2 separate regions of the Homo sapiens genome follow, and region 2 is linked to region 1. A link is an interaction called in ENCODE POLR2A ChIA-PET data of the cell type or tissue named here. Cell type or tissue: Caco-2. All regions are shown on one strand. Links, peaks and the distances in the headings refer to the core of each region. The heading gives the core; the rest is flanking DNA. Region 1 overlaps DHRS7B (dehydrogenase/reductase 7B). Region 2 has its middle 14 kb from the start of MAP2K3.

Region 1 (16,119 bases), core at 8,135-10,634:
AGGTACTCAGGAGGCTGAGGCAGGAGGATCACTTGAGCCCAGGAGGCTGAGGCTACAGTGAGCTGAGATCAGGACAGTACACTCTGGCCTGGGTGACACAGTGAGATCCTTTCTCAAAAAATAAAAATAAAAAAACAACACCCGAAGCTAGGTAATTCATAAAGAAAAGAGATTTAATTGGCTGATGGTTCTGCAGGCTTCACAGCAAACATGGTGCTGGCATCTGCTCAGCTTTTGGGGAGGCCTCAAGAAGCTTACAATCATGGTGGATGGTGAACAGGGAGTAGTTGAGAGTGGGAGCGAGAGAGAACAAGGGGGAAAGATGCCACAAACTTTTACACAGCCAGATCTTGTGAAAACTCACTCACTGTTGCGAGGACAGCACCAGGAGGATGGCATTAAACCATTTCATAAGATTCCTCATGATCCAATCACCTTCCACCATACCCCATCTCCAACGTTGGGGATTACAATTGAACATGAGATTTTAGTGGGAACAACATTCAACTAAATCACTCTCAGACTTGTCCACACTGAGTCTCCAGCAATTTGTCAATTACACTTCATGTTTTCCTACCACAGGACTGGTTCCCACAGAGGTTTCTGCTCCAGTAAGTGTGATTCCATGTATCCACCTATCTGTCTTTTATTTTGGGGGCAACTGTGTGCGGTATGATTTCATGTCTCTGATGTATCAAAGAAGAGTTGATTTTTCAGTTTGTTAAGCTTTTTACTTGTTAGGAACAAGTGGCAACTTCTTTTTTTTTTTTTTTTTGAGACAGAGTCTCACACTGTCATCCAGGCTGGAGTGCAGTGGTGTGATCTCGGCTCACTGCCAACTCCGCCTCCCAGGTTCAAGCAATTCTCTGCCTCAGCCTCCCAAATAGCTGGGATTACAGGTGCCTGCCAACACGCCCAGCTAATTTTTTTTTAATTTTTTATTTTTAGTAGAGACAGGGTTTCACCATCTTGGCCAGGCTGGTCTTGAACTCCAACCTCATGATCCACCTGCCTAGGCCTCCCAAAGTGCTGGGATTACAGGCGTGAGCCACCGCACCCAGCCTAGAAGTGGCAACTTCTAAGCTACCTACCTGCTGGACTGTAAATTCAAAGCCCTGCGGCCATTTCTTATAATGAGAAGCCAGACACTAATCACATAACTGTTGTTCCCTTGTATCTGATGCGTAATTTTTCTTTTGCTGCTTTTGAGCTTATGCCTTTGGCTTTCAACAGTTTGACTACGATGTATCTAGATGTGGTGGATCTCTTTGTGTCTGTCCTACTTGGAGCTCACAAAGTTTCTTGGATATGTATATTAATGTTTGTGGTAGCCTAAATAATACCTCTCAAAGATGTCCACATTCTAATCCTAATATCTAGAATCAGTGGGCATGTTACTTCAGTTATATGGTAAAAAGAAACTTTGCAGCTGTGATTAATTTAAGAATCTCGAGATAGGGGAGTTATCCTAGACCCTCCAGAAGAAATCAAGCACTGCTGATGGCTTAATTTTAGGACTTCCAACTTTTAGAACTATAAAATAATAAATATGTGGTTTATTAAGCCACTAAATTTGTGGTAATTTTATTATAGCTCTCGGCATGTCTGTCACAGACTCCTACTGCTCTTACTCAAAGTTCCATGTTTTTTCATGAATAAATGCTTTTTTAAAAAACGGAGTTTTGCTCTTTTGCCCAGGCTGGAGTGCAATGGTGCAATCTCGGCTCATTGCAACCTCCGCCTCCTGGGTTCATGACATTCTCCTGCCCCAGCCTCCCAAGTAGCTGGGATTACAGGCATGCACCACCACGCCCGGATAATATTTGTATTTGTAGTAGAGACGGGGTTTCACCAAGTTGGCCAGGCTGGTCTCAAACTCCTGACCTCAGGTGATCCACCCGCCTCAGCCTCCCAAAGTGCTGGGATTACAGGCATGAGCCACCATGCCCGGACAAAGAAATGCTTCTTGATTTGTTGCATGTCTTTGGTCAATTTCTACACCCATGAAGTGGTTGTTTTTAATAATTTCATCCTGTTTCATACTTTTTTAATAGGTTGGTTTTCTAGGAGATTTACCAGCCTCCTCGTCTGCCATACCAGACACCTTGCCCCTTTTCCAAGGACTTTTTATCCATTCAGATACTCTATGCCTTAGTTTTTTTTTTTTTTTTTTTTTTTTTTTAAATAGAGATGGAGCCTTGTTATGTTGCCCAGGCTGGTCTTGAACTCCTGGGCTCAAGTGATCCAGTGATCCTCCCACCTCAGCCTCCCAAAGTGCTGGAATTACAAGTATGAGCCACCATGCCTGGCTAAAGAAAATTCTATGCTATTTAATTGGAGAACTGAGTTCATTAACATTCAGTGTTATTATTGATAAGAACTTACTACTGCCATTTTGTTCCTTATTTTCTGGTTGTTTTGCAACTCCTCTCTTCCTTTCTTCTGGTCTTCCTTTGTGGTTAAGTGATTTTCTCTGGTAGAATGTTTTGTTGCTTTATATTTTTAGTAAACCTATTACAAGTGTTTTGCATTGTGGTTCCCATGAGGCTTACAAAAAAATATCTCACAGATGTAATAAGTCATTTTAAAGAGATGACAACTTATCTTAAATAACAAAGAAACAAAGAAAAATATGTTTAAAAAACTCCCTCTACACTTTATCCTCGTCCCCCCACATTTTGACTTTTAGTTGTCTTAATTTACATAATTTTATATTATCTACCTCTTAACAGGTTGCTATACCTATTTTTGTTTTGATAGATTTGTCTTTTGGGCTCCATACTAGACTTATGAGTGAATTGAACACCACAATTACAGTATTAGAGTATTCTGGGTTTGTCCACGTACTTAACTTTATCAGTGGGTTTTAGACATTCAAATGTTTTCCTATTTGCCCATGAGTGTTTTCTTTCTGTTTGAAGAACTCCCTTTAGCATTTCTTGTAAGATGGGTTTAGTGGCGGTAAATTCTCTCAACTTTGGTTTATGTGGGAAAGACTTTACCTCTCCTTCATATTTGAAGGACAATTTTGCTGGACACAGTATTTTTGAATGGCAGGTTTTTTTTTTCTTTCAGCACTTTGAAAATATCGTTCCATACCTCCCTGGCCTGTATGGTTTCCTGCATGCTTTTTTTGCATCATGGTTCCCATGAGGCTTCTTCATTGAGAAGTCTGTTGCCAGACAAATTGGAGCTCCTTTATATTATTTGCTTCTTTTTTCTTGCTGCTCTTAGGATTCTCTCTTTGTTGACCTTTAAGAGTCTGATTATTATATGCCTTGGGGTCTTATTTGGGTCAAATCTGATGTTCTCTGATTTTCCTGTTCCCAAATATTTATATCTTTCTTAAGTTGTGTAAAGTTTTCTGTTGTTATTTCTTAGACTAAGCTTTCTACCCTTTGCTCTTGCTCAACTCTCTCTTGAACACCAGTAATTCTTAGTTTGGGCCTTTTCAGGTAGTTTTCTACATCTTATGGGCAATCTTCATGGCTTTTCATCATTTTTTTTTTACCTCTGTGTATTTTCTGGTTTTGTTTGTTTGTTTTTTACAATCTCGCTCTGTCGCCTAGGCTGGAGTGCAGTGGCACGATCTTGGCTCACTGCAACCTCCGCCTCCTAGGTTCAAGCGATTCTCCTGCCTCAGCCTCCCAAGTAGCTGGGATTCCAGGTGCACACCACCACACTCGGCTAATTTTTTATACTTTTTGGTAGAAATGGGGTTTCACCACATTGGCCAGGCTGGTCTCGAACTCCTGACTTAAAGTGATCCATCCTCAGCCTCCCAAAGTGCTGGGAACACAGGCATGAGCCACTGTGCCTGGCCGTGTATTTTCAAATCATCTTTCAGCTCACTGATTCTTTCCTCTGCTTGATCCATTCTGCTGCTGAAAGCCACTAATGAATTTTTCAGTTTAGCAAATGTATTTCTCAGTTCTGAGACTTCTGTTTCTTATTTCAATATCTTAAGTTTCTCTGATAAATTTCTGAATTTTTTTTGTGTGTGTTATCTTGGAGATCATTGAGTTTCCTTGAAACTACTATTTTGAATTCTTTTTTTAAAAATTATTTTTTAGGGCTGGGCATGGTGGCTTCTCCCTGTAATCCCAGTGTTTTGGGAGGCTTAGGTGGGAGGATTGCTTGAGCCCAGGAGTTTGACACCAGTCTGAGCAACATGGTGAGAACTTGTCTCTACAAAAAGTATAAAATAAATTTCAAAAATTATTTTATTTTTTAAAATAGAGACACTATCTCACCATGTTACCTAGGCTGGTCTCAAACTCCTGGGCTCATGCAGTCCTCCTGTCTTAGCCTCCCTGAGTCCTGGGATTACAGGCTTGAGCCATGGTGCTGGCCTATTTTGAATTCTTGATCCTCCCACACTGTGCCCAAGGGACCTGTAGGTGAAACCTCCTACAGTGTTGTGTTGCTGAGCAGCCATTATGATTTGCCATCTCCTTTGGCTGAATTACAGAGCAGAGTTTCCAGGGCTGGGGATGGCAGACCTGCCTCCCACCTTTGTCTCTGCCTGTCCTCAGGGATTTCTCCCTTCAGGCACTTGAGATGCTTCCTGTGGGTTAAGGCAGGGACAAGTCTCCTGCTAGGGAATCCAAGATGATAGGGATGTTGGTTGTTCATCTCAGTCTTACTTTTTCCAGTGCAAAAATGGTGACTTGCAGGGAAATTTTCCTCACACTTGGTGCCAGGCAGAAGGGATATGGAAGTCCAATTCTCTTACCATCTGCTCGGAGCTTTTTCATTTCTCCATGGCCTCGAGAACTGTCTCATCTTCATGTTTGAGTTCTGGGACAATTCTCGTGATAATCTCAGCACTATACATTTGTTTTTGGTTGTCTGTGGAGGTGAGTGAAGTCAGCTTGCTTCTATGTTGCTACTTTGGAACCAGAAGTAGTCCAAATATATATTCTTATTTCTCCACTCTTTTTGTCAGCCCATGTTCAGTGGGCTGACTTCCATGTGTACTTCAGGGCCCCAAGTTCTGCCATAGCCCAAGGCTTCAGAGTCTTCACTGATATAAGGCACACTGGTTTTGGCCTACAACAGTGGCAGCGTTTAAAATGTCCTGAGATCACTGGCTACAGCAAGACCCCCAGCTCTGTTCAGCACCTCAACAGACTCTAAGCGCCACAAATTTCCCAAGAACTTATTAATATAATTATCCCACTGCTAGAAATTAAAATCTTGATAAAATAGACAAAAAACCCTAATCACACAGAAATTATGTCTCTGAAATAATCCTATCCAAATGTCTTCATAGTAGTGCACGGCAATTAGAAACTTTCAAGAAGAGATGCCTTTTAAGACATTATATTTGCCAAGTTAAATAAAAAATGTTTGGGGAAAAAGGAAATATCCTTAATTCCAAGTTTATGAGAAAAAGACAGTAGATCATTGCAAAACTTTCCTCTTGTTGTAAGAATTAACGTTTCCTCACTAACCAGTACCCTTGGCCTGGGGTCAGTTGCTATAGTTGTCCAACCACATCTTCCTTCTTATTCAGTAAGAAACCACATTTTGTTTCTTGCAATTCATTGTTTTTTCCATAAAATAATTTCTCTTTAAATTCAAGTCTGACTTGCTTTTTGCTTAAGATCAAGTTGCTAGCTGCCATTTTTCTACTGAGATATAAATAAATTTGAGGTGTGAATGACCATTTCAAATGCTTGATATAGCAAACTATTGTTGGAACCAGGCAGACCTTGGATCAAATACCAACATCATACTAAGTGAGTGCCTTTGAACAAGTTACTTAATGTTTCTGCCAGTTTCCTCATCTGCAAAATGTATCTAATATCTACCTTATAAGACTGCAGAAAGGATTAAATAGGTATATGCATGTTTTTTGTTTTCTGTTTTGTTTTTGTTTTCTGAGACAAGGTCTCACTCCGTCACCCAGGCTGGAGTGCAGTAGTGTGATCTCAGCTCACTGCAGCCTTGACCTCCGGGGCTCAAATGATCCTCTCACCACAACCTCCCAAGTAGCTGGGACTACAGGTGCACACCAGTGTGCCCAGATAATTTTCTGTAGAGATCTGGTTTTGCCATGTTGCCCAGGCTGGTCTTGAGCTCCTGAGTTCAGGCAATCTGCCTGCCTCAGCCTCCCAAAGTGCTGGGATTACAAACATGTACTATGCTACAGTGCCCAGGCTTATATGTAGGTTAGGAGGCCTTTTATTTGGTCTAGTTAAATGATATTATTACCACAACTGCTGGGTTATCTATCTGAGGGGGTGTTAGGTAATATAAGAAACAGTAAAGAGAACGAACGAAGAAAATGGATAAATTATTATTCTTCCTTGTGCCCAACATTAATGGGCAACCAAATCAACTACAGATGCTCCTCAATTTACATGGGATTGTCTCAATAAACCCATCATAAGTTGAAAATACCATAAATAAAAATACATTTAATACACCTAACCTACTAAACATCATACCTTAGCCTAACCTAACTTAAACATGCTCAGAATGCTTACATTAGCCTACAGTTAAGCAAAATCATCTCAGATAAACCTATTTTATAATAAAGTGTTGATTATTTCATGTGATTTATTAATACTGTACTGAAAGTGAAAAATAGAATGGGTGTATAGGTACTTGAGTATAGTTTCTACATGCATATGACTTTTGCACCATCATAAAGTTGAAAAATGGTTGAGTAGAACCATCATAAGTTGGGAACCATCTGTAGTTTAAATTTCTTTATCTCTCCTTATCCAGCAATGGAAAATGAAGTGACCTTTTAAAATTCCCCTTTTCATTAATTGAGATGCTTCTACACAGTACAATATTCTACCACATGGAACATACTAAGAAATGTAACATTTTCCCATAAACCTGCATTTAAATGTTTTCTTTTTAAACACGTTTTCTGAAGAGTTACTGAGAAGCACTCCATTAAGTACTATAATTTAAAAATTTACAGGTTGATTTTCTTTTTTTTTTTTAGACGGCGTCTCGCTCTGTCGCCCAGGCTGGAATGCAGTGGCGCGATCCCGGCTTACTCCAAGCTCCACCTCCGGGGTTCATGCCATTCTCCTGCCTCAGCCACCTGAGTAGCTGGGACTACAGGCACCCGCCACCATGCCTGGCTAATTTTTTGTATTTTTAGTAGAGATTGGGTTTCACCATGTTAGCCAGGATGGTCTCAATCTCCTGACCTCGTGATCCGCCCACCTTGGCCTCCCAAAGTGCTGGGATTACAAGCATGAGCCACCGTGCATGGCCTACAGGTTGATTTTTTTTAATCCACTAGAGTGGTGGGGGTCTCTACCAATTCTCTGTATAGATTCCTTTGGAAATCTGATTATTACTATGTCTGCTAAAAGGTAAGTATATACAAAATTGTGGAAATGATTTCAGGAGACCTACAAAACTCTTGAAGCCCATCTGTACACTCCAAGTTACAATACCTACTTTTATTGGAAAATATTATTATTATTATTATTTTTTGAGATAGAGTCTCACTCTGTCACCCAGGCTGGAGGGCAGTGGCGTGATCTGGGATCACTGCAACATCTGCCTCCTGGGTTCAAGCGGTTCCTCTGCCTCAGCTTCCCACGTAGCTGGGATTACAGGCACGCACCACTATGCCTGGCTAATTTTTGTATTTTTAGTAGAGACAGCGTTTCACCATGTTGGCCAGGCTGGTCTTGAACTCCTGACCTTAGGTGATCCACCCACCTTGGCCTCTCAGAGTGCTGGGATTACAGGCGTGAGTCACCATGCCCAGCCTGGAAAATCCTTCTGCAATGCAAATATTCACCATTTAAACTTGGGTGAATCAGTAAACCTGGGTTTTCATAAATCTAGATTCCTTAAACTAAGGTAGTCCAGCATGACAAATGAAATGCTTGTTAGTTTTATAGTTACTGCATGTTGGAGCAACTTATTTGGAGTAAAAATGTTGCCACCATTTACTTCCTCTGTTTGATTTGGGAACTTATCCCCTTTGGGCCCCAGTTTTCTCACCTCCAGAATGAGTAGATTCTCATTCTACCTGCATCTCTAGGCACTTATAAGATAAGACGTAAAGAGGTAACAGTTCCTCATTCACTATAAAGCATTACATGTTGAATGGAGTCTGCTGGAATGATCTGTCCTCAGACCTGTCCTCAGCTGCTACAAGCATCCTCTACTGCTGCATGTCTACATCAGGTGAGTGTTTCTCAACCTGATAGTAAGAAATTAGATCATGAGAAAGCCCAGAATTGTCTGGAGCCTCCTGCCATAGCTCTTAGAACCCTTGGTTGCACTTGACCTGTCCACAGGTGGTCTCTCTCTGGTGGCCTAAGAAAGGCCACTTGATTCATCTCTCTGTTTCCTGTGCCATGCACAAGCTTGATGCTGAATAAACATCTGAAATGATAAGCAAATGAAAAGCAGATGTGAAAAAGAGCAAACACTTTTAACATGTTAGGCTCCCTCGCTGTAATCTTCTCGTTTTCAGTAACTGGGATTTCAGCACCCCAATTGCTACCCCGAAGAGTCAGCAGTCAGCAATAACTACAACTCTTTTGTGCAAGCTGCCAGATTGGATCCTCAGAAGGGGCACACACAGGTATATGAGAACCACTATTTTACTATCATAATTTGTAAATCTCGTGGGTTAAAATGAGAGGAAAAAAACTGACCCTCTGTAAATACTTGACAATTGATAGGGAGAGAGGAACTATGCTCCTTTCAGGTGCTTTTTATATATTACAAAATGCTGTAATGTCACAATCCTTCATTCCTTTGAAAATGTTGTAGAAAACACTATATATGCCAACTTCACAAATCTGAAGTACATTTTTATTTCTAATATAATTAACATTTTGCCCATCCTGTGGCTATTTCTCACATGACAGCTTTGAGTGAAACAATATTACACAGATGTCCAAATCATACTTTAAAAGCAAGTAATTTTGGATAGACACAGTGGCTCACGCCTGTAATCCCAGCATTTTGGGAGGCCAAGGCTGCAGATCACTTGAGATCAGGAGTTCAAGACCAGCTTGGCCAACAGGGTGAAACCCCATCTCTACTAAAAATACAAAAATTAGGCTGGGTGCGGTGGCTCACACCTGTAATCCCAGCACTTTGGGAAGCCGAGGTGGGCGGATCACCTGAGGTCGAGTTCGAGACTAGCCTGGCCAACATGGTGAAACCCTGTCTCTACTAAAAATACAAAAATTAGCTGGGCGTGGTGGCAGGTGCCTGTAATCCTAGCTGCTCAGGAGGCTGAGGCAAGAGAATCACTTGAACCCAGGAGGTGGAGGTTGTGATGAGCCAAGATTGTGCCACGGCACTCCAGTCTGGGCAACATAGCAAGACGCCACCTCAAAACAAACATACAAACAAAACCCCAAGTAATTTTTAGCCTATTACTGTGAAAGGAAAATATCTTGGGCTCCTTCAAGCTAGGAACTGCTCAAGACAAATCTACCTATTCTATTCATAGCCATCCCTTTGCTCACAGAGATAGATGCATATTCTGATTGCCTCCTTTGGAAAGACTTCAGAAACTCAAAAGAATGTTATCAATTGTCTCTCACCTACCTGTGACCTGGAAGCCCCCAGGGTAACGGCGGGGCGGGGGAGGGGGGTGAGGGGGTGGGAGAGCTTGCTTGCTTTGAGTTGTCCCTGCATTTCTGGATGGAACTAATGTACTTCTTACATATACTGATTGATGTCTCATGTCTTCCTAAAATATATAAAACTAAGCTGTTCCCCAACCACCTTGGGCACATGTCTTCAGGACTTTCTGAGGCTGTGTCATGGGCACATCCTCTGAAGGAAGAGAGAGACCCTCTCATATTGTTTTATATTGTTTTATACTCAGAAAAGGAAAGAGAAGCGAAACTAAAGACAGGTAGCCCGGTGCCTAGGAACCAGACCGGAAACCAGGCCTGGGCCTGCCTGACCTAAGCCTGGTAGTTAAAATTCGACCCCTGACCTAGCAACTGATGTTATCTATAGATTCCAGACACGGTATGGAAAGACACTGTGAAACCTCCCGTTCTGTTCTGTTTCACTCTGACCACCGGTGCTTGCAGCCCCTGTCACGTACCCTCTGGCTTGCTCAATCGATCATGACCCTCTCACGTGGACCCCCTTAGAGTTGTGAGTCCTTAAAAGGGACAGAAGTTGAGCACCTGAAGAGCTCGGATTTTAAGACACTAGCCTGCCGATGCTCCCAGCTGATGAAAGCCACTCCCTTCACTATCTTGGTGTCTGAGGGGTTTTGTCCGCAGCTTGTCCTGCTACACCTCAACCTTGGCAAAATAAACTTTCTAAATTAACTGAGACCTGTCTCAGATTTTCTGGGTTCACATTTTGGTAACCATGGGGGTATTCTGAGTGGAGATGCCCTTGACCTTTGACAAATTTCCTATTGGTGCTTGGTACCAGCATCAGCTACCTTTATGGCACAAACCAATAGGACGATTTGCTGGGATCTGAGAGCACTCCTTCCAGAGAATCCCTGATCTCCCAAAATTTGATCGAGATCTAAAGTTTATTTTGCTGTATAACTCCTCTTTTTTTTTTTGGAGTTTTACCTGCTTCCAGCACAAGGCAAGTGATTTTCCTGCTTCCATAATGATGGAAGGCAGTAGTAACTCCTTTGTGGAGTTTGAGATGAGGTTGTTTTTTTTTTTTTTTTTTTTTGCTTTCTTGCTGGTAGAAACCAGTCTTCAGCCTGAGACTCATCCCTAGGTAAGTAACTGAACTGGGGTTTGTCTTGGTTAAAGTTAATATTAACAACTAACTGGTCGTAATTCCTCCTTACCATTGGAGCGCTCAGTGATCCTATTGCTGTTTTGTGTGTGTGTTTGTTTTTGCTATTTGTTCCTGTCTGAAGTTGTTAAGGAACCTAATTCTAGTTCAGAGATGCATTCTAAAGGCTCTTCCCTATTGCTTTTTCTCTCAAATTTAATGTTAATTCAGTTTTTCTGTGTGCATTTGTGTGAGAAATTGAACTGCTGTTTTCATATGTTAATGAGAGACTGAGTTTTGTCAGTTGAGAAGAAAAAGGGTGTTTTGCTCCTCCCAGCCAGAAGGCACCCCTGGGTGACCGGTGGCCTCCTGGGGGTGTCTGGGGGTTAAGTTCCGCCCCCGACAATGACATGCAGCAGGCTTGCAGGGAAATCCCCAACAGAAATTAATTTTTAAAATGGCTCGTCCAGGAATCGCATATAAGGACTGATCACCCAGTGTTCTGAGCCCTCTCTGAGGTCACAGACCTCTGGAGAGAGAAACTGAGACATGTAAAAGGGTGGAAGCGACTCAGTGCTGACATACTGTGTAGTCCTGCCCACAAGGAGCACATATTGATCCACCACACAAAAACCCTAGGCTACAAGCTCAGTTCCCCCTTTTAAGAAAAAAAAGAAAAAGGGCAGGAAGCAAATAATCGAAGAATGAGGAGAAAAGGAGAATGACCCCTTTTGAGCATTCCATAGGTTTTATGGCACCTCTACTTGCCAAAGTTTATGTAAAATGGAAATAATATGGTCTCTGTGCACATTCACATTAAGGAAAAGGAGGCCTAAGGTTGACCTGCAAACTACAGAGTTCCTAAGTACTCTTTTTCTCTATTTTTTCTTTTCTGCCTGCTCTCAATCTGCTGTTATTTTTCTATTAAGATAAAAACCACTGTTTAGATCCAACAAGATATTTTTGCAAGCCAGTAAATTTCTATTTATCTAGTGGCAAAAAGTTCTGAAGTAAAAGCTATAGGGTGTCAGGGTGTGTGTGTGTGTGTGTGTGTGTGTGTGTGTGTGTGTGTGTGTGTGTGTGTGTGTGTGTATTTAAAAGGCCTTTAAAATTTCTATAACCCAAACTTTTTCTCTCCGCACCTTATAATGTAAACTTTGCTATTTGACTTTCACCTGAGTTGGTTCCTTTAACATGCAAATTTAAGGCTACGTAGCTGACAGCTGCCCAGGGTTGTAAAACAAGTTATCAAGAATCTGAGGCCGGGTGCAGCTGTAATTCCAGCACTTTGGGAGGCCAAGGCGGGTGGATCACGAAGTCAGGAGATCGAGACCATCCTGGCTAACATGGTGAAACCCCATCTTACTAAATATACAAAAAATTAGCTGGGTGTAGTGGTGGGCGCCTGTAGTCCCAGCTAGGGGGAGGCTGAGGCAAGAGAATGGCGTGAACCCAGGGGGCGGAGCTTGCAGTGAGCAGAGATCACGCCACCGCACTCCAGCCTGGGCGACAGAGTGAGACTCTGTCTCAAAAAAAAAAAAAAAAAAAAGAATCTGAAAGTCTGATAGGAAAAAAAAGGTTTCTATGAATCTACAAAATGTACTTCTATTGGCATGCCTATATGTCTGTGTATGTGTTGTGTACACAATGTTTCACTACTAAAAATACATATAAAAGAGCTCTAGGTAATTGGCTTTAAAAAAGCACTTAAATCAGATACTAAAAAAGACTACTCAAATGCTTTTTCAAGTTCATGTAACTTAAGTAGACTCTTTAATAAAAAGCAAGTTTTAAAATTATTGGGAAACATTAGAAATGTCTTAACAATTGCCAGCATTCATTTTTGCTTGCATTTATTAATCAAGCAATTTCTTTTATTTATTTATTTTTTTTTTTTGAGATGGAGTCTCGCTCTGTCACCCAGGGCTGAAGTGCAGTGGCGCGATCTTGGCTCACTGCAACTTCTGCCTCCCAGGTTCAAGTGATTCTCCTGCCTTAGCCTCCTGAGTAGCTGGGATTACAGGCACGTGCCACCACGCCCAGCTAATTTTTGTATTTTTAGTAGAGACAGGGTTTCACCACATTGGTCAGGCTGGTCTCAAACTCCTGACCTTGTGATCTGCCTGCCTCAGCCTCCCAAAGTGCTGGGATTACAGGCGTGAGCCACCATGCGTGGCCTAATCAAGCAGTTTCATAGTTCTCTGCCAGATACATTAAGGTGTCAAAATATGGCACGGGGGTTACAAAACATTAAACCCAGCCCAAAACAGAATGATCTTCGCTTGTGTAATTTTTAATAAATAAGACATTAATACTGGTTTAATGAAAATAGCTGCATCTTAAATATGGTAAAATTACCATAACTTCTAACCTCATGGCTTTAGGCAGTCTAGTCCACAGGCAATAAGGAGGTTTCTTTTGGGAAAGGACTGTTATCATCTTTGTTTCAAAGCTAAACTATAAGTTCCTCCCAAAGTTAGTTCAGCCTATGCCCAGGAATGAACAAGGACAGATTGGAGGTTAAGAGCAAGATGAAGTTTAGTTAGGTCAAATCATTTTTCACTGTTACAATTTTGCAATGGTGGTTTCATAACTTTAAATTATGACTATCATAGTTTTCATAAATAATGTACGTAAACAAATAAAATAATTAGGTAAATGTAATGGGATAAATACCTGTAGATAAACTGGTCATAATTTAGAATATAAAGTTATATTAAATTAAATAATAGGTATTTAATTATTTGGGTATTTTCCAATAAATATATATTGTAGGAAAACATTCTTGCTAAAAAAACAGAAGGATGTGTCCTTTTTAAAAAAGGGTGAACAAGTTTTGTCTAATTCACAGCTTACTTAAAGGTTACATATAAAACAAGGTAAAAGGAACCAGAAAATAAAAAGAGATGTAAAGAAAGTTTTAAAAATAAATAGGATTTTTGTATGTGTGGTAAGAAAGCTTAAAGAAAAATAATTTTACGAGAAAGAATATTGTATGGTAAATTTAGTCCTAAAATAAAATGACTGGTTGTTTAAGAAGGAGGGATGTTGCCAGGCGCGGTGGCTCACACCTGTAATCCCAGCACTTTGGGAGGCAGAGGCAGGTGGATCACAAGGTCAGGAGATCAAGACCATCCTGGCTAACATGGCGAAACCCCATCTCTACTAAAAATAGAAAAAATTAGTGGGGCATGGTGGTGGCAGCCTGCAGTCCCAGCTACTCAGGAGGCTGAGGCAGGAGAATGGTGTGAACCCGGGAGGCGGAGCTTGGAGCTTGCAGTGAGCCAAGATCGCGCCACTGCACTCCAGTGTAGGCAACAGAGAGAGACTCCATCTCAAAAAAAAAAAAAAAAAAAAAAAGAAGGAGGGATGGATGTTCAAGACAAATGAGAAAGTCCAAGCATGTCACGAATGGTCAGTATAAGTCGCAATAAATATATGTGTGTGTGTGTGTGTGTGTGTGTGTGTGTATATATATATATATATATATATATATTTTTTTTTTAAAAGAGGCCGGGCACCTGTAATCCCAGAACTATGGGAGGCCTGTAATCCCAGAAATATGTAATCCCAGAACTATGGGAGGCTGAGGCAAGCAGATCACGAGGTCGGGAGATCGAGACCACCCTGGCTAACATGGTGAAATGCCATCTCTACTAAAAATACAAAAAATTAGCCAGAGGCTGGGTGCGGTGGCTGTAATCCCAGAACTATGGGAGGCCGAGGCAAGCAGATCACGAGGTTGGGAGATTGAGACCATCCTGGCTAACATGGTGAAATGCCGTCTCTACTAAAAATACAAAAAATTAGCCAGAGGCCGGGTGCGGTGGCTCACATCTGTAATCCCAGCACTTTGGGAGGCCGAGGCAGTCGGATCACCTGAGGTTGGGAGTTCGAGACCAGCCTGACCAACATGGAGAAACCCCGTCTCTACTAAAAATATAAAACTAGCCTGGCGTGGTGGCACATGCCTCTAATCCCAGCTACTTGGGAGGCTCAGGCAGGAGAATCACTTGAACCCAGGAGGCGGAGGTTGCAGTGAGCCAATATTATGCCATTACACTCCAGCCTGGGCAACAAGAGCAAAACTTCATCTCAAAAAAAAAAAAAATTAGCCAGGCGTGGTGGCAGGTGCCTGTCCCAGCTACTCCGGAGGCTGAGGCAGGAGGATGGTGTGAACCCGGTAAGTGGAGCTTGCAGTGAGCTGAGATTGTGCCACTGCACTCCAGCCTGGGTGACAGAGCAAGACTCTGTCTCAAAAAAAAAAAAAAAAAAAGACAAAAAAGAAAAATGGGCAGGCCCAGTGGCTCACGCCTATAATTCCTATAATTCCAGCAGTTTAGGAGGCCAAGGCAGGTGGATCACCTGAGGTCAGGAGTTCAAGACCAGCCTGGCCAGAATAGTGAAACCCTGTCTCTACTAAAAATACACAAATTACTCAGGCATGATGGCAGGCGCCTGTAATCCCAGCTACACAGGAGACTGAGACAGGAGAACTGCATGAACCCTGGGGGCAGAGGTTGCAGTGAGCTGAGATTACACCACCGCACTCCAGCCTGGGTGACAGAGTGAGACTCTGTCTCACAAAAAAAAAAAAGAAATAAAAATAAAAAAAATTTTAAAAGCCAAAAAACTTTAATATGACCAAGTTGCCATATTATTATTAAGTTTTGGTTTGCTTAGAAATAAAAAAACTGAGATTAAAAAACTTTTTTTGACTGGGTGCGGTGGCTCACACCTGTAATCCCAGCACTTTGGGAGGCTGAAACGGGCAGATCACCTGAGGTAGGGAGTTCAAGACCAGTCTGGCTAACATGGTGAAACCCTGTCTCTACTAAAAATACAAAAATTAGCTGGGCATAGTGGCACACACCTGTAATCCCAGCTACTCAGGAGTCTGAGGCAGGAGAATGAATCGCTTGAACCTGGGAGGCGGAGGTTGCAGTGAGCCAAGGTCGGGCCACTGCACTTCAGTCTGGGCAACAGAGCAAGGCTCCATCTCAAAACAAACAAACAAACAAACAAAAAAACCCACAAAACCTTTTCTTTTTTTTTTCTTTTGAGACGGAGTTTCATTCATTGCCCAGGCTGGAGTGCAAAGGTGTGATCTCGGCTCACCACAACCTCCACCTCCCAGGTTCAAGTGATTCAGCCTCCATGTATCTTCCTGTATGTGCTTTTAAAGTCCTTGTGACATTGAGTTACAGGGCTTTGAGTCCTGGATCTAAAACAGGACACCAAGTCTTGCTAAATCTTTTTCTTTTTTTTTTTAATGGAGTTTTGCTCTTGTTGCCCAGGCTGGAGTGCAATGGTGTGATCTCGGCTCACTGCAACCTCCACCTCCTGGGTTCAAGTGATTTTCCTGCCTCAGCCTCTCGAGTAGCTGAGATTACAGGTGTGCAC
Region 2 (16,119 bases), core at 2,270-4,769, 130 kb before region 1:
CTAGTATTATCATCATCTCCACTAAAGAGATGAGAAAATCGAGGCTCAGAGAGGTGCCCAGAAGCATCCAATACCGCTGGTAATGGCAGAGCTATTGTTTGAAATCTGTTCTGTCAGATGGAGATAGTTTTCCCTGCCTTTTCCTGCCCACACTTCCACTAAAGTGTTTTGCAACACCCTGCTTCCGAGCAAAACAAACTCCCCTTGAGCTCCCTTCACTGCTTTCTGGAAAGCCACCAGCTCTGCTTCTAACAGAGCAGTTGAGTCTGGCCTGCCCGGTTCCCTGCAGGGTTGCACGAACAACCCTGTGGCTGTCCCCAACACCAGTCCAGGGGTCCAAGGAGCCTCAGCATGGTGTCTCCCTGCCCAGGGTTCTCAAACTTAGCACTTCCTGCCCAGCAGGCAGGAGGCAGTCAAGGGGACAACACTTACTGGCACCTGTTGCATGCCAGGCCTCGTGACTTGACACACATCCCAGGGAAGTGGGTGTGGTTAGACTTTCATCTTACAGATGAAGAAACAGAAGCCCAAGGCTTCAAGCGCTTGCCCAGGTTCCACCACCAGGAAGGATGACACCAGATTTTTAACCCAGACCATCACTGTAACAGCCTACTGTGTGTCAGCCTTTTTAGTTCAATCCTGTGCTTCATTATCTAGATGCCAAGACCACAGGGCTGTTCTTATTGCCCCATGATGGGTGAGAAGTACTGCAGACACAGAGATGAAGCAACTTGCCCGTGAGATCACACAACCAGGGAGAAGAGAGGCAAAAGCGTCCCAATGGGGCTGACTCCACAACACGGGTGCATCCAGCATATCTGCCTTCAAAGTGCTGTTTTCTAATCTAGGCCAGGAAGTAGCCAAGTAACCGTGAACCAATGAGTTGTCTCAGCCAGGCCTTGGAGGTCACCCTGTCCGTTCCCATCAATGCTTCTGTCCCTTTTCGGCCATCCAAGCCTGGGCTTATGTCCCTCCCACGATGAGTGTCTCACCCTTTCATGGCAGGGTCTTTCGTTCCCAGTAAGCTTGGACCATTATCAGCTTTTTTTTTTTTTTTTTTTTTTTTTTTGAGACGGAGTCTCACTCTGTCACCTAGGCTGGAGTGCAGTGGCGCAATCTCAGCTCACTGCAACCTCCGCCTCCTGGGTTTAAGCGATCCTCCTGCCTCAGCCTCCTGAGTAGCTGGGATTACAGGCGCACACCACCACACCCGGCTAATTTTTGTGTTTTTAGTAGAGACACGGTTTCACCATGTTGGTCAGGCTGGTCTCGAACTCCTGACCTCGTGAGCTGCCCACCTTGGCCTCCCAAAGTGCTGGGATTATAGGCGTGAGCCACCGCGCCTGGCTACCACTATCAGCATTTTCTTAAGCAATCCTGAAGTTGTGTCACGCTCAAACCCATCCATTCGTTCCATATGCTTCCTGAGCATCTGGTTTTGCCTGACATTATGGGAGGCACTGAGGATACAGTGAAAACCAAGACAGAAAGGTCCCTGCCTTCATGGGGCAGTGAAGACCTCCTGCCTTTATGGGGCAAGCCTTCTAGAGGAGCTTGAGAAATAAGGCAAATTCAGCATGGATGAACATAAATCTATAAAATAATTTCGAAAAGCCGTAAGGGCTATGAACCAAAGTAGAGCTGAGTGATGTAGCAGAGAAGCACTGGGTAGTCAGGGAGACCTTCCTGGAGGAGGTGTCTTCTCTGCTCAGGCCTGGGTGACAAGAAAGAGCCATGTGAAACTGGGGATAAGGGCTGGCTTAAAATAGGCTGTGGCACATAGTAGATGCTCAGAGTGAGAGGGACTTCTAGCTAACATGGAACTAACAGGGATATTTTTCTCTTTTCCCTCTCCAAACCCCACTAAGATGACAATATAAGGAAAAATGTTTAAGTCGCAAACTTATAAAGAAAGTCAATGACAAAGAAAGTCAATGGCAAGGACAAAAAGTCTACAGAACTTTTCCTTTGGAGACAGGGTCTCTCTCTGGCACCCAGGCTGGATTGCAGTGGCGTAATCTTTGCTCACTGCAGCCTCAACCTCCTGGACTCAAGTGATCCTCCCGCTTCAAGCTCCAGAGTAGCTGGGCCCACAGGCGTGCGCCACCACACCCCACTAATTTTAAATTCTTCTGTAGAGACAGGGTCTTGCCACGTTGCCCAGGCTGGTCTTGAATTCCTGGACTCAAGCGATCTTCCTGATTCAGCCTCCCAAAGTGCTGGGATTACAGAAGCGAGCCACCGCATCCAGCCTACAGAATTTTCGAAGCTGGAAAATTAATAGTAATCACCTAGGCAGAGTGGAGGAAGCTGCAACCAAATTCTGCATGTCGAGGGAACCATTCAAGGCCAGAGGCCCCCCAGATACATAGCCTGGGAGTCACAAGGTCCCTCTGGAAGTGGGGGGGCAGGTGGGGACAGAAACAAGATGAGTTCAGAGCTTGTAAAAACAGCACTTGTGCCTTCCAGCTTCCCAGAACCGAAGGTCATGTCTCCAGATTTGAAAGGATCCACTGAGTGTCCAGCTTGATGCAAGAAGAAAACAGGCTATTATGAATTCCCAGGAAAACAAACAACACAAAATGGAAAATGTTGTCACAATGTACTGCACAGCTCAGCTGGGAACAATATTTACATAACCATAATACTGTAAACACCAAATACTGATGCATCCCAAAACTGATGAAATGAGTCTTGGAGCTCACAGGAGGTGAAGCACAGGGTTCATACCTAAGAGAACCAAATCCTCACTGAGTGTCCATGGTAGAGAGCCGGCGGATACTGCCTAAAATAGCAAATAAATAAAAGAATCGCAGTGTAGCATGAGACTGAGAAATAAGGAGGGAAGAGCTCAAAGGGCCGAAGAGGTGCTGCTGCCGTGTCGCGGCGAAGAGGTGCTGCTGCCGTGTCGCGGCGGGACTGGGTCTGTTGGGGGGCCACGACCCGGGCTGCACTGGCGATGCGCATCCTGCGGGTGGGGGTGGCGGGTGGGGCAGACCGCTTCGCCGTCGCCACCTTGAGCCCTGCAGACCCGGGCTCCCACCGCTCCCTGCGCCACTGCCTTCCTACAGACCAAAGGTGGCTGCAGGGAACTGGAAAGGCCCACGTGTCCCCAGCACACAAGACCGAAGGAGCAGAGAAGCAGAGGAGCGCAGGGACACAGAGTGAGCAGGCCAACCCAGGTCGTCGAAGTTCAAAAATGGGGTATTTTTAGAGAATGTTAAGTCACTCGGGGACTCTCCGGCCCGCCACAACCCCCTACACAGCCGCGCAAGCAAAGGCGGCAGCGCAGAGACGCCGCGGGTACCGCCCGGCCACGCCCTCCAGCCACGCCCCCCAGCCCGGGACGGAGTCCAGGGCGAGCCTCTGATTGGCTGCGCTTGCTCACATGGCCGCGCGGGCTGCAGGGCAAGCTGCAAGGGCGAGTGTGCGGCTGCCTTCAGCTTTTCAGCCGCGAGTGGGGTGGTGTGGAGCGGCGGGGTCAGCTCAGGGCAGGCGGATGGGGCGCATGTGCCCAGGGCAGAGCCCTCCGGCCTTGGCTGGGAGAGTGGCCTTCGGTCCCAGGGCAGAGCTCAGCCCCCAGGGCCGGGCCTCCCGAGGGCCGCGGACCGTGGGGACATGGGGCAGGCGTGGAGCCGGACCCGAAGCCAAGCCTTAGATCTGTGCGGGCAGATGCGTGGCCGAGGCTGTTAAACCGGTGCTGTAAAGGCCTCGTTTTCTCTCCCTGAGCGGCTCCCCACATCCCCATGCTGAGAAGAGGCCGCTTCTCCTCTCCCGTCAGCTGTGCCCCCGGGTGCAGCAGCTACGGGTCCAGCCCTTTAAAGGTTGAAGACGATCACCCACCCCATGCTTTCCCAGCAAGGAACAGGTCTTGCTTTTATGAGGGTAGAGAGGACATTCAAGTGGTCGGTCTTGGAAAACTGCCATCCGAAGGATTGCAAACATTCTTGGGGGGAGAGAAGAATTTGTCCCCGGGTGGAGGAGGACTGCTGGGGGCTCGAGGCCGCTGATGAAGGGAATTCATTTCCTCTCCCGGGTGCCCAGGATTCAGACTGATCCAGACATCTGTTGGGCGGGCAGCCAGTATGCCCCCGGCGTGCTTAGAGAAGTGGCTTTCTTTGCCCTCCTGAGGATAGATTTACACAGTCCTGAGTCTGCAGGTTATTTTTTGTGCATGGGGACTTGAGAGCCAAGAATAGTCTGCAGCAAGAAGGATGCACCGTCTTCAAGGCTGCCCCTCTACAACAGAGCAAGTCGGCGGGGCATGGTGGCTCACACCTGTAATCCCAGGACTTTGGGAGGCTGAGGCAGGCGGATCACCTGAGGTCAGAAGTTTGAGACCAGCCTGGCCAACATGGCAAAACCCATGGTTTTTTTAGTCTCTACTAAAAATACAAAAAAATTAGCCGGGCGTGGTGGCGTGTGTCTGTACTCCCAGCTACTCGGGAGGCTGAGGCAGGAGAAACGCTTGAATCCGAGAGGCGGAGGTTGCAGAGTCCACCTTGCCCAAGTGATGTGAATGGCTTGAGGCAGGAGGAAAGGCTGTGAGAACCCCTGCGGCAGTCGGTGCAGGGCAGAGAAGGAGCAGCCTTGGACTGGGGATCCTGAGTAGTCCTGTCTGGGAATGGAGGGCACTGAATTGGCACCCTCCTTGGAGGCCACATGGCCCAAACATGGGCATTTCTGCTGGTGATGGGATCTCTCCCTTCTGCCAGCTGGTCTCTGCCCTGTTTGAGCTGGGAAAGTTTGCTGAAGGCTGCAGCCTGTTCTGAGTTGGATGGTAGAAATGTAGGAAATACACCAACACATCGGCCATGATTATTTCTGGACACTGAAATTACAAAGATGGTTTTGTTTTTGTTTTTTCTTTACACCCTTTCTGTCAAACATTTCTGCAAAAAGTGTGTATTATTTTCAGGATATATTAAATGTATAGTATTTTAATGTTAAGGCAATCAATATAATTGTTAATATAATATTTTAATATAAATAAACAAAATGTCACAATTATTTCAACTCTGCCTGTTCGTTACAGCTCAAATCCTGTCTCTTCCATGCAGCCTTCCAGGATTACCCAAATTGAGGTCCTCATGGGAAGCCAGAGCCAGGAGGAACATGTCACCATCTAGTGACCTGAGACCCCAGACTCAAATATTGTCAGGGGCTAGGGTGGGTGCAGTGGCTTGGGGGTAGTGCAGGGGGTCCTATCAAATGTGCCCTGATTCTAATCCTGCCCCCACTGTTTTACAGGGACAGAGAATACAGTGGATCTAGGATTTGACTTTGAGCTGCCTGCACAGCCCCTGTCCCCTCATGGGTTCCAGCAGATATGTGTTGAGAAAGGAATGATGACCAGGGTTGGGGGAAGTCACAAAATCCCCTCTTTGTTTATCTCCTGCTGTGTCACAAACCACCCTAAACTCAGGGGTATGAAATAGCTGGCACAGTAGGGATGGCCTGTCCCTGTGCTGTAACGTCCCAGCCTCGGCTGGATTCATGTGCAGTTTCCTTCACCTGCATATTTACCTCCTCCTCACCCGGGCCAGGAGGACTCTGGCCCTGCCTGATTGGACTGGAGCACTTCCATCCAGCCTCTGCCTATGACTTCCTCATAGCATGGCAACAGGCACGGAGCATGAGTGTCCCAAGAGAACCAGATGAAGCTGCATGGCCTGATGTAGCTTAGACAGCCTCCCAGCATCACTTCTGCCTCACTCTGTGGGTTGAAGTAGCCCATTTAGATATAAGGGAGGAGACACAGACCCCGCCTCTCAATGAAGGAATGACAGAGAATTTGCAGCCATTCTCTAAAACCTCCACACTCCTGGAATTTAATGTGAACCGTGACTATTCACGGGGCCACCTGCCACACTTCCCAGTCTGTCAGCACGTTTCCTAGAGCAGGGCCCCTGGCGGAGGCTTCCTCCTCCAGTGGGGAGGGGACGGGACCTGAGAAAGATTCTGAGGCTGTGGTGGCAGGTAGGCAGTAGAAGGAGGCTGAGGGAGGAGGCCAGGGTGATGGAGAGGCTTGGAGCCTCCTCCAGATTAGGGTTGGGGAGCCTGCCAATCACACAGATAAAACCAGGCGGGGCAGTGGGTGTGGGAAGAGGAGATAGAGCTTGATGGAGAAATGTGGAGTTGATAGGCTGATGACCACGTCATCTTTCTAGGCCACATGCCAGCACCACCTCTCCAGGGCAGCCTTCCCCGATGCTTCAGGTGGAACTACCACTGGCTCCTCTGGGTTCCTGCAAACCCTGTACTGACCTCAAGCCTGCAGGCCCAGGCCAGATGTATCTTTGGATTCCTAGTGTCATTCAGAGCAAGAGAAAGGCACCTGCAGGCCTCGGGGCCTCCCTCAGTTGGAAGCTCCCGGCCGCCTTGGCCAGTCTCCCTTGGCCAATCTCCCTCAGGGGCTGCTGTGAGCCTCCGGATGGAGTTCTGGTTCTTACTAACTGCTTGGGTGGGGAAGCTGGTGCAGGAAGCAGCCCTGCACGGAACAAGGTTCAGAGATGGAGCCACATGAGCTTGAATGGAGAAGGAAACAGGATTTCAAGGGTGAGTGGGAATGGCAGGGCCTCCTGGAGGACCTTTGTGATGATTGGTGAGGGCACACACACAGCATGTGTGCTCCCAGAACTACGGGCCAGATTGGGGCCCATCCCACTGAAGGGACACAGACCATGGATTCAGTTTGGCCCAGCAGTCAGGCACTCAGGCTGAGGAAATAGTGTGCCCAGGTTCAAATCCTGCTCTGCCACTAATTTATTGAGTGAGTCACTAGGTCTCTTTAAGCCTCAGTTTCCTGGTCTGTAAAAGGGGACAATAACACAATAACAGCCACCTCCCTGGAGTGAGATCATTTATGCAGTCTCGTGCTTCATACCTGCTGGGTGCTCAACAGTCCCTGCTTGCCTCTGGCTGCTCTCCCGCTTGGGCAGGCAGCAGGAGAGGTGGATGAGGGTTTGCTGAGTGAGAATGTGAGCAAGTGATGACATGAGAGCCAGAGACCCTGCAATCGTATCTCAATGCGAACCTTCTGGGCCGTGGGACTCTCAGCAACCGCAACCAGATGGCCTCTTTGAGCCTCTGTTGTCTCATCTGGCAAATGGGAATCAGAACCTAGACCCGGGTGCTATGGTGTGGCTCTAATGAATGGGAGATGTCTGCAGGCACCCAGCACACTGGGCTGTGGGTGCAGGCCAGGTGATGGGGAGGGCTATGATGTTGTCTCTCCGACAGGTCCAGGAGGGGGAGGCCACCTCCCACGCCTCCCCTCCCATGAGCAGTGCGGCCAAGCAGCCTAAGCCAGCTGGCTGGTTTTGATAAATGAGTATTATAAACACCAAACAACACACAAAGGGCATCCCAGTGCTCTGGTGGAAGCTGGGGCTCCTGCGGGGGGTCCTGCTGGAGGGGACCCAACTGGTAGGTATGGGGCACCAAAGAAGCTCCGTGAGCAGGTGCTCCTGGCAGTTCTGGGCTGGGAGACACATCATCGTATCCACAATGACAAAATGAAGTGATAAATAATAGTAGTAATCATAATAATGATAAGAGCACCCACTATTGGGTGTTGATGATGTCATTTAATGCTCCAAACAACCCTGAGAGAAGATCTTGGCAGAATACTTCTCAGAGGCTTGCACCCAGAGCATGCAAACAACTCCTACAACTCAATAGTAAGAGAAGAACACAATGAAAAATGTGCTATGGCCGGGCGCAGTGGCTCACTCCCAGCACTTTGGGAGGCTGAGGCAGGTGGATCATGAGGTCAGGAGTTCAAGACCAGCCTGGCCAACATGGTGAAACCCTGTCTCTACTAAAAATACAAAAATTAGCCAGGCATGGTGGCGCACACCTGTAGTCTCAGCTACTCAGGAGGCTGAGGCAGGAGAATCGCTTGAACCCAGGAGGCGGAGGTTGCAGTGAGTGGAGATCACGCCACTGCACTCCAGCCTGGGTGACAGAGTGAAACTCCATCTCAAAAAAAAAAAAAGAAAAGAAAAAGAAAAAGAAAAAAGATAAACATAAACGTGCTGAAGATCTGAACAGACACCTCCCCAGGAAAGACATGTGGATGGCAAATAAGCACATGGAAAGAGACTCAACCTGGGAGTCATCAGCAGAGTGCAGTTAAAACCAAAATGAAATAACTACACACCTATTACAAAGGTGAAAATTAAAATGACTGAAAAACGTGCTAAAGATCTGAACAGACACCTCCCCAAGGAAGACATATGGATGGGGAGTCTCTTTCCATGTGCTTATTTGGAAAGTGACTCAACCCTGGGAGTCATCAGAGGGATGCAGTTAAAACCACAATGAAACCACTACACACCTATTAGAAAGGTGAAAATTAAAATGACTGACACAGCCTGGGCAACATAGCAAGACCCAATCTCTACAAAAAATAAAAAATTCGCTGAGTGTAAAGGCCGGGCGCGGTGGCTAATGCCTGTAATCCCAGCACTTTGGGAGGCCGAGGCGGGCGGATCACCTGAGGTCAGGAGTTTGAGACTAGCCTGGCCAACATAGTGAAACCCCGTCTCTACTAAAAATACAAAAATTAGCAGGGCATGGCGGCAGGCGCCTGTAATCCCAGCTACTCGGAGGCTGAGGCAGAAGAATCGCTTGAACCCGGGAGGCGGAGGTTGCAGTGAGCCAAGATCGCGCCGTTGTACTCCAGCCTGGGCGACAGAGCAAGATTTCGTCTCAAAAAAAAAAAAATTAGCTGGGTGTGATGGCACCAACATGTGGTCCCAGCTGTTCGGGAGGCTGAGGCAGGAGGATCACTTGAGCCTGGGATTTCAAGGCTGCAGTGAGCCATAATCATGCCACTACCCTCCAGCCTGAGTGACAGAGCAAGACCCTCTCTCAAAAATAAATAAACAAAGAATTTAAAAAAATTTAAAAAAAGATAATTCCAGGCCGGGCACGGTGGCTCACGCCTGTAATCCCAGCACTTTGGGTGGATCACGAGATCAGGAGTTCGAGACCAGCCTGACCAACATGGTGAAACCCCGTCTCTACTAAAAACGCAAAAATTAGCCGGGCGTGGGGGTGCGCACCTGTAATCCCAGCTACTCAGCAGGCTGAGGCAGGAGAATCGCTTGAACCCAGGAGGCAGAGGTTGCAGTGAGCCGAGATCGCGCCATTGCACTCCAGCCTGGGTGACAGAGTGAGACTCTGTCTCAAAAAAAAAAAGATAATTGCAAGTATTGGTGAGGATGTGCAGAAACTGGAACTCTCATACATTGCTGTGGGAATGTGAAATGGTAGGATCACTTTGGAAAACAGTTTGGCAGTTTCTTATAAAGTTAAATACACCTACTTAGGACTCAGCTATTTCACTTCCAAGAGAAATAACTGTGTTTACACACACACACAAACCTGAACACAAAGGTTAGTAACAGCTTTTTCCATAATAGATAAAACCTAGCAAGAACTCAGCTGTCTATGAACTTGGAAAGGGATAAACAAAACATGGTATATATCCATCAATGCAATACTACTCGGTGACAGGAAAGGAATGCACTCCCAAAACATGCCACAGTGCAGATGGAGCTCAGATGCATTCCGCCGGAAAAAAAAAGCCAGATTCAAAAGGCTACCTACAATACGATTCCATTCACAGGACGTTCTGGAAAAAGCAAAACCACAGTGGCACAGAGCCATCAGTAGTGGCAAGGGACTGGGGTGGGGAGGGGATCAACTGCAAAGGGGCCCGAAGGAAACTTGGGAGTGAAGGAAATGTTGTGTATGATGATTGTAGTGGTGGTTACACAACCGTATACATGTGTCAAACATCATCAAACCATGCGCTTAAATGGCTGCATTTTATTGTATGTAATTATCCTTCATTAAAGCTGAGGGAGGAGCAGAGAAGTCCTTTCAATGAAGGGAAAAAACGGTGAGCATTTGGGGCCATTACTGCCATGTTACACACAAGAAAACTAAGGCTCAGGGGGTGACATGATGGGCCCAAGGTCAAGGAGAGAGAGAGTCTGTGGTGAGACCGGGATTTGCCTGCACTCTCGCCCTCAGGACTCTGCCCTGCATTTGCTGTATGATTACAGGCTGGTCTCAGTTTCCCATTCTTTAAAATGGGTAGGGGGATGAGCAAAACCCAGGCCCTCTCAGGCGATGGAGCAAGAAAACCCACACCCACATAATGGTGGCACTCAGAGGGACTGCGGGAGCCACTGGGTGGTGACTGACCCAACCTGGGCTGAGGATGGGGGAAAGCTCCTCAGAGTGACGATATTTAACCTGGGCTTCAGAAGATGAATAGGAGTTTGCCAATTGGAGTGTAGGAAAAAGGACATTCCAGACAAGGGGTGAGAATGTCCCATATATCTCCCCAGTCGCTCTGCCTCTTGCTGCCTGAAATTCCACTAGTTTATGCCATCCCTCAGGGCCAAAGCCTGGCTAGTGGCAAACCCTGACAGGAAGAGACACGCAGAAACCTATACAGAGGCTGGAGGGAAATAGCAGCAAGGCAGGGCGGGGGCCATGGCAATTGCTGGAGATTCTGAGATTCCAGGGACTGCAGGGACAGAGGAATATGTGACAGAATTGATCGTGTGCAGGGCAGCAGGGCAGGAGCCTTCTCATGGGTCACCTCATTAACTCCTCACCCCTGGAGCAGCACAGAGAGGTCAGATGAATCACCCAAGGTCACACAGCAAAACTGGGGGCCAGGCCGGGCCTGCTGATCCAAAGCCATTGCCCTTGATCTAGGGATCGGAGGAAGGTGGGGGCCTAGGGACCAGTTTCCCACCCCAACTCAATGTGTGACTCAGGCAAGTAACTTCTGCTCTCAGGCCCTCAGCTTCCACCTCTGTGAAATGGGCTGTAACAGAACCACCCTCACAGAGCTCTGGCAGGAAGAGAAAAGACAAAGGGACAGGAAGTGTCACCTCAGCCTCTCCTGCCCAAACAGCTGCTTGCATGCGGTGTGAGGAAAACAGAATTAGGGAGGGAAGTCCGCTCTGAGAAGAGACCCTCCCTCCACCTCTGGGCCTCAGTTTTCCCATCTTGCATTGAGGGAGGATTGGGCTGAATGACATGTCACAAACCAGGGGCCATTTCTAGCACCCATATGTTTTGTTTCACCCCTGTGGTCACTTTTTCCCCCCTTTCCTCTGAATTTTTATTATGTAAAATTTAAGCACACAGGAAGTCAAAAGCAGAATCCACAGCTGCCATCTGGTGCGACCTGCCCGGTGCTGACAGCTCTGCCCACGTGCACACTCCCCTCTCTACACATAGCTATGTGCTGTTTTCGGAATCTTTTTTTTTCTTTTTTTTTTTGAGATGGGGTCTCGCTCTGTCGCCCAGGCTGGAGTGCAGTGGCATGATCTCGGCTCACTGCAAGCGCCGCCTCCCAAGTTCACGCTATTCTCCTGCCTCAGTCTCCCCAGTAGCTGGGACTACAGGCGTCCGCCACCATGCCCAGCTAATTTTTTGTATTTTTAGTAGAGACGGGATTTCACTGTGTTAGCCAGGATGGTCTCAATCTCCTGACCTCGTGATCGGCCCGCCTCAGCCTCCCAAAGTGCTGGGATTACAGGTGTGAGGTACCACACCTGGCCCTGAATCATTTGAAAGTAAGTTACTGGCCAGAAGCAGTGGTTCACGTATGTAATCCCAATGCTTTAGGAGGCCAAGGCAGGAGGATCACTTGAGGCCAGAAGTTCGAAACCAGCCTGGGCAACATAGCAAGGCCTCCTCTGACTCCTCGATCTTTATCTAAAAATCATTTAAACAAAAAAAAGAAAGTAAGTTTTTGACTTTGTGACCTTTTGCCCCTAGTCCATCAGCATGCACTCCCTGAGAAGGCGGCCGTTCTACAAGACCATGATACGCTTACCTCACTGCAAAAAACACTGTAATTCCACAGATATCTAACACACAGTCCACATTCAAGTTACCCAGTTGTCCCCAAAATGTCTTTTATGGCTGGACTTTTTGTTTCAAACTAAGAGCTAGCCAAGATTCAGATGTTACATTTAGTTTTATCTCTTTCAGAGTGAGCAATTTGCTCTTTTTTTTTTTTTTTTCCCTTCAGAGAGAGTCTTGCTCTGTCGCCCAGACTGGAGCGCAGTGGAGCGATCTTGGCTCACTGCAACCTTCCCCTCCCGGGTTCAAGTGATTCTCCTGCCTCAGCCTCCCAAGTAGCAGGGACTACAGGCGCCTGCCACCATGCCCAACTAATTTTTGCATTTTTAGTAGAGATGAAGTTTCACCATATTGGCCAAGCCGGTCTCGAACTCCTGACCTTGTGATCCACCCGCCTCAGCCTCCCAAAGTGCTGGGATTACAGGCATAAGCCACCGCACCCAGCCTGAGCAATTTTCTTATTTTGAAAAAATTAACACCTCCAAACAAACAGCCAGAATCGTGGGTGAATCTGTACATGGCCTTTGCCTGGACCTAGCAAGGGTTTCCCATTTGCCAGAGTACCCCTCTCCCTCCCTGTCTCTCTGCCTCTCTCTCTCTCTCACTCTCCCGACCATCTAAGTTAGCAGCAGACACACCTACCTGTGTTTTAAAATCAGTTGGCATTTATTTATTTGTTTGTTTACTTATTATTTATTTATTTATTTTTTAAGACAGAGTCTTGCTCTGTCACCCAGGCTGGATTGGAGTGGTGCCATCTCTGCTTACTGCAACCTACGCCTCCCGGGTTTAAGTGATTCTTGTGCCTCAGCCCCCTGAATAGCTGGGACTACAGGCATATGCCATCATGCCCAGCTATTTTTTGTACTTTTAGAAGAGACGGGGTTTTGCCATGGTTTGGCCAGGTTGGTCTCAAACTCCTGGCCTCAAGTGATCCCCTCTGCCTCGGGTTCCCAAAGTGCTGGGATTACAGGTGTGAGCCACCTCGCCCAGCCTATTTATTTTTGAAACAGCGTCTCACTCTGTTGCCCAGGCTGGAGTGCAAAGACTTAATCTGCTCACTGCATCCTCAACCACCCAAACTCAAATGATCTTCTTACCTTGGCTTCCCATCCCAGCTAATTTTTGTATTTTTTGTAGAGGCGGGGTCTCACTATGTTGCCCAGGCTGGTCTCAAACTCCTGAGCTCAAGTTATCCGCCCACCTTGCCCCCCCAAAGTGCTGGGATTATAGGCATGAGCCATCACACTCAGCCAAAATTAACTGCCATTTAAACATCAAGAAGTCTCACATTTTTATTCGATTTCCAGCTCCTGTTGAAAAGCAGAAGACTTAGCCCAGGGCTCCCTTGTGGAACAACTTGCTGGAAGGAGCAGAAGCTGCCCCTGGGACAGACCAGGTGGTCCCACTTTGCCACACTCCACACTGCTCCCTCTGTCTGACACCCAGCCATTTCTTGCAATCCTGTAACCTGCCTGGGTCCTGCACCATGGAATTTTTTACCCTCAATTAATTCCACATAATCTTTTTTTTTTTTTTTTTTGAGATGGAGTTCTGTTCTTTTGGCCCAGGCTGGAGTGCAATGGCGCATCTCGGCTCACTGCATCCTCCACCTCCTGGGTTCAAGCGATTCTCCTGCCTCAGCCTCCCTAGCAGCTGGAATTACAGGTGCCCACCACCACGCCCGGCTAATTTTGTATTTTTTAGTAGAGACGCGGTTTCACCATGTTGGCCAGGCTGGTCTCGAACTCCTGACCTCAGGTGATCCGCCCACCTCGGCCTCCAAAGTGCTGGGATTACAGGCATGAGCCACCGTGCTCAGCCAATTCCAGAGAATCGTTAAGAGCCTCAGGTCTCTTCAGGGTGGGGGAGGCACCTTATCCTGGGGAGGCAACTGCCCATCAGTGCCAGTGGCTTCACAATGCATTGACTTTGTAGCCACTTGTTCTCTGCTCAGGAGATCAGACTCCAGACTTACCCCAACTGGGGTTCAGATCCAAATTCCAAGAGCTACCACCAAGGAGACTTTTGGAAAGTTCTCAGGCTCCTCAGAGCCCAGTCCCTTCATGAGTGCAACTCCTGCTTCCGAGGGTGGGTGTGAGGACTGGATGAAAGAATTCCCAGGAAGCACTTAGCATGGCACCTGGCCTAGGAGGAGCCCTCGGGTCTCATTTTCCTGAGAAGACAATCAGGTGGGTGGGCGGAAACAAGTACTAACACACTCATCCATCGCAATGCAGTGAAACACTGGAAATTATCAAAATCCCAACAAGAGGGAACTGGATAGATCATGAACATATCCCTGAGATGAAAGAATCAACAACTGAGACAAAGATGCTGTATTTTGAAATTACCCAGATAGCCATCGGTAAAGGACTGCTGTATCCAGGAGAATGGTTAGGATCTTTCAGCTGTGAGTGCCATGTCCCTCCACTCCGTGGACCGCTGTGCTATAGGGAGAGACAGACGGGTCTCCAGGAGAGACTGCTAAGTGATATGCCAACTTGTGGGTTAAAAGTGGGGGGGAAGAATATATATTTGTATTCACTTGTATTTATGTGTGGAAAACACTGGAAGAATTCATGAGAAACAAGTAAAAATGCTTCCCTGTGTGAAGTGGAGGAGCTCTGGGCAGAAGGCAGATGGCAGACAAAGGCAGTGGGTAGATTTTTTCTTGGTACCCACATACACTTCATTTTAGTTTTTGAAACATGAATATATTACCTAATCAAAATTATCTTTTAAAATATTCTTTTTGGGGCCGGGCGTGGTGGCTCACGCCTGTAATCCCAGCACTTTGGGAGGCCAAGGTGGGCAGATCACCTGAGGTCAGGAGTTCGAGACCAGCCTCAACATGGAGAAACCCCATCTCTACTAAAAATACAAAATTAGCTCGTCATGCTGGTGCATGCCTGTAATCCCATCTATTCAGGAGGCTGAGGTAGGAGAATTGCTTGAACCTGGGAGGCGGAGGTTGCGGTGAGCTGAGATTGCACCATTGCACTCCAGCCTGGGCAACAAGAGCGAAACTCCATCTCAAAATAAAAAAATAATAAATAAATAAATAAATAAATAAATAAATAAAATATTCTTTTTTTTTTTTTTTTTTTTTTTTTTTTTGTAGAGATGTTTCCCAGGCTGGTCTCAAACTCCTGGCCTCAAGCGATCCTCCTGCCACAGCAGGAAGTGCTGGGATTACAGGTGTGAGCCAGCCCACTCAGCCTAAAAATATTCTTATAGAATAATTCTGTGGTTTCCTATATATTAACAAAGGAAAATGATCACAGCATATTGTTAAATTGAAAATAAAAAACAAGCTATAAAACAGATAATCTGATTTGATTACAATTTTGTTGGAAAACTTTTTTTTTTTTTTTGAGATAGGGGCTCCCTCTGTTCCCCCAGGCTGGAGTACAGTGGTGCGATCTGGGCTCACTGCAACCCCTGCCTCCCGGGCTAAAGCGATCTTCCCACCTCAGCCTCCCAAGAAGCTGGTGCACACCACCATGCTTGGCTAGTTTTTGTATTTTTGGTAGAGATGAGATTTCACCATGATGCCCAGGCTAGTCTTGAACTCCTGGACTCAAGCAATCCACCTACCTCGGCCTCCCAAAGTGCTGGGATTTCAGGCATGAGCCACCGCACCCAGCCTTGTTGGAAAACGTTCTATTTGCACATAAAGAGCTCCATGTGTGCAGGGCTTTGTCTGTCTGTTCACGCTGTGTTCCCAGAATCCAGAACATACCTCAATTGCTCAATAAGCACCGTGTGAGTGAGCAAGTGCATGAGTCAATTAGTGAATGAATGAGTAAATGAGTACATGAATGGATGGTTACAGGATCAGGAAGATGTCTGAGGGCATGTGGCCAAACTGAACAGTGGTGGATTTATGACTTTTATCTTCTTGATATTTTTCTGTGTGTTCTGAAAATTTTAAACGAGCACTCCTCATGCTTCTAATCAGAAAAGAAAAACAGTAAAGGCAGGCCAGGCATGGTGGCTCATGCCTGTAATCCCAGCACTTTGGGAGGCCGAGGCAGGTGGATCACTTGAGGTCAGGAGTTTGAAACCATCCTGGCCAACATGGTGAAACTCCATCTCTACTAAAAATACAAACATTAGCCAGGTGTGGTGGCACGTGCCTGTGATCACAGCTACTCAGGAGGCTGAGGCAGGAGAATCGCTTGAACCTGGGAGGCGGAGGTTGCAGTGAGC

What was found. Peaks named below come from ENCODE experiments on the same cell type or tissue, not always from the same donor. Only the 100,000 strongest peaks of a DNase experiment are listed, where the experiment ranks them.
Region 2: POLR2A ChIA-PET joins it to region 1 with 5 read pairs; 6 of 35 experiments call an interaction of 5 or more read pairs at or near these places.

The regions. Positions count from the first base shown.
Region 1 is chr17:21,136,169-21,152,287 of GRCh38, reverse strand. All of the region lies in intron 1 of DHRS7B (dehydrogenase/reductase 7B), which reads right to left. Among named protein-coding and RNA genes, the nearest start is that of DHRS7B, 17 kb to the right of the region's middle. In Caco-2, for the core only: no CTCF peak of the experiment used is centred there; no DNase peak of the experiment used is centred there.
Region 2 is chr17:21,263,120-21,279,238 of GRCh38, reverse strand. No RefSeq gene overlaps it. Among named protein-coding and RNA genes, the nearest start is that of MAP2K3, 14 kb to the left of the region's middle. RefSeq lists silencers at 3,211-3,520, 3,531-3,730 and enhancers at 10,651-10,700, 15,903-16,119. In Caco-2, for the core only: no CTCF peak of the experiment used is centred there; DNase peaks (open chromatin) are centred at 3,068 and 3,368; H3K4me3 peaks cover 1,551 bases.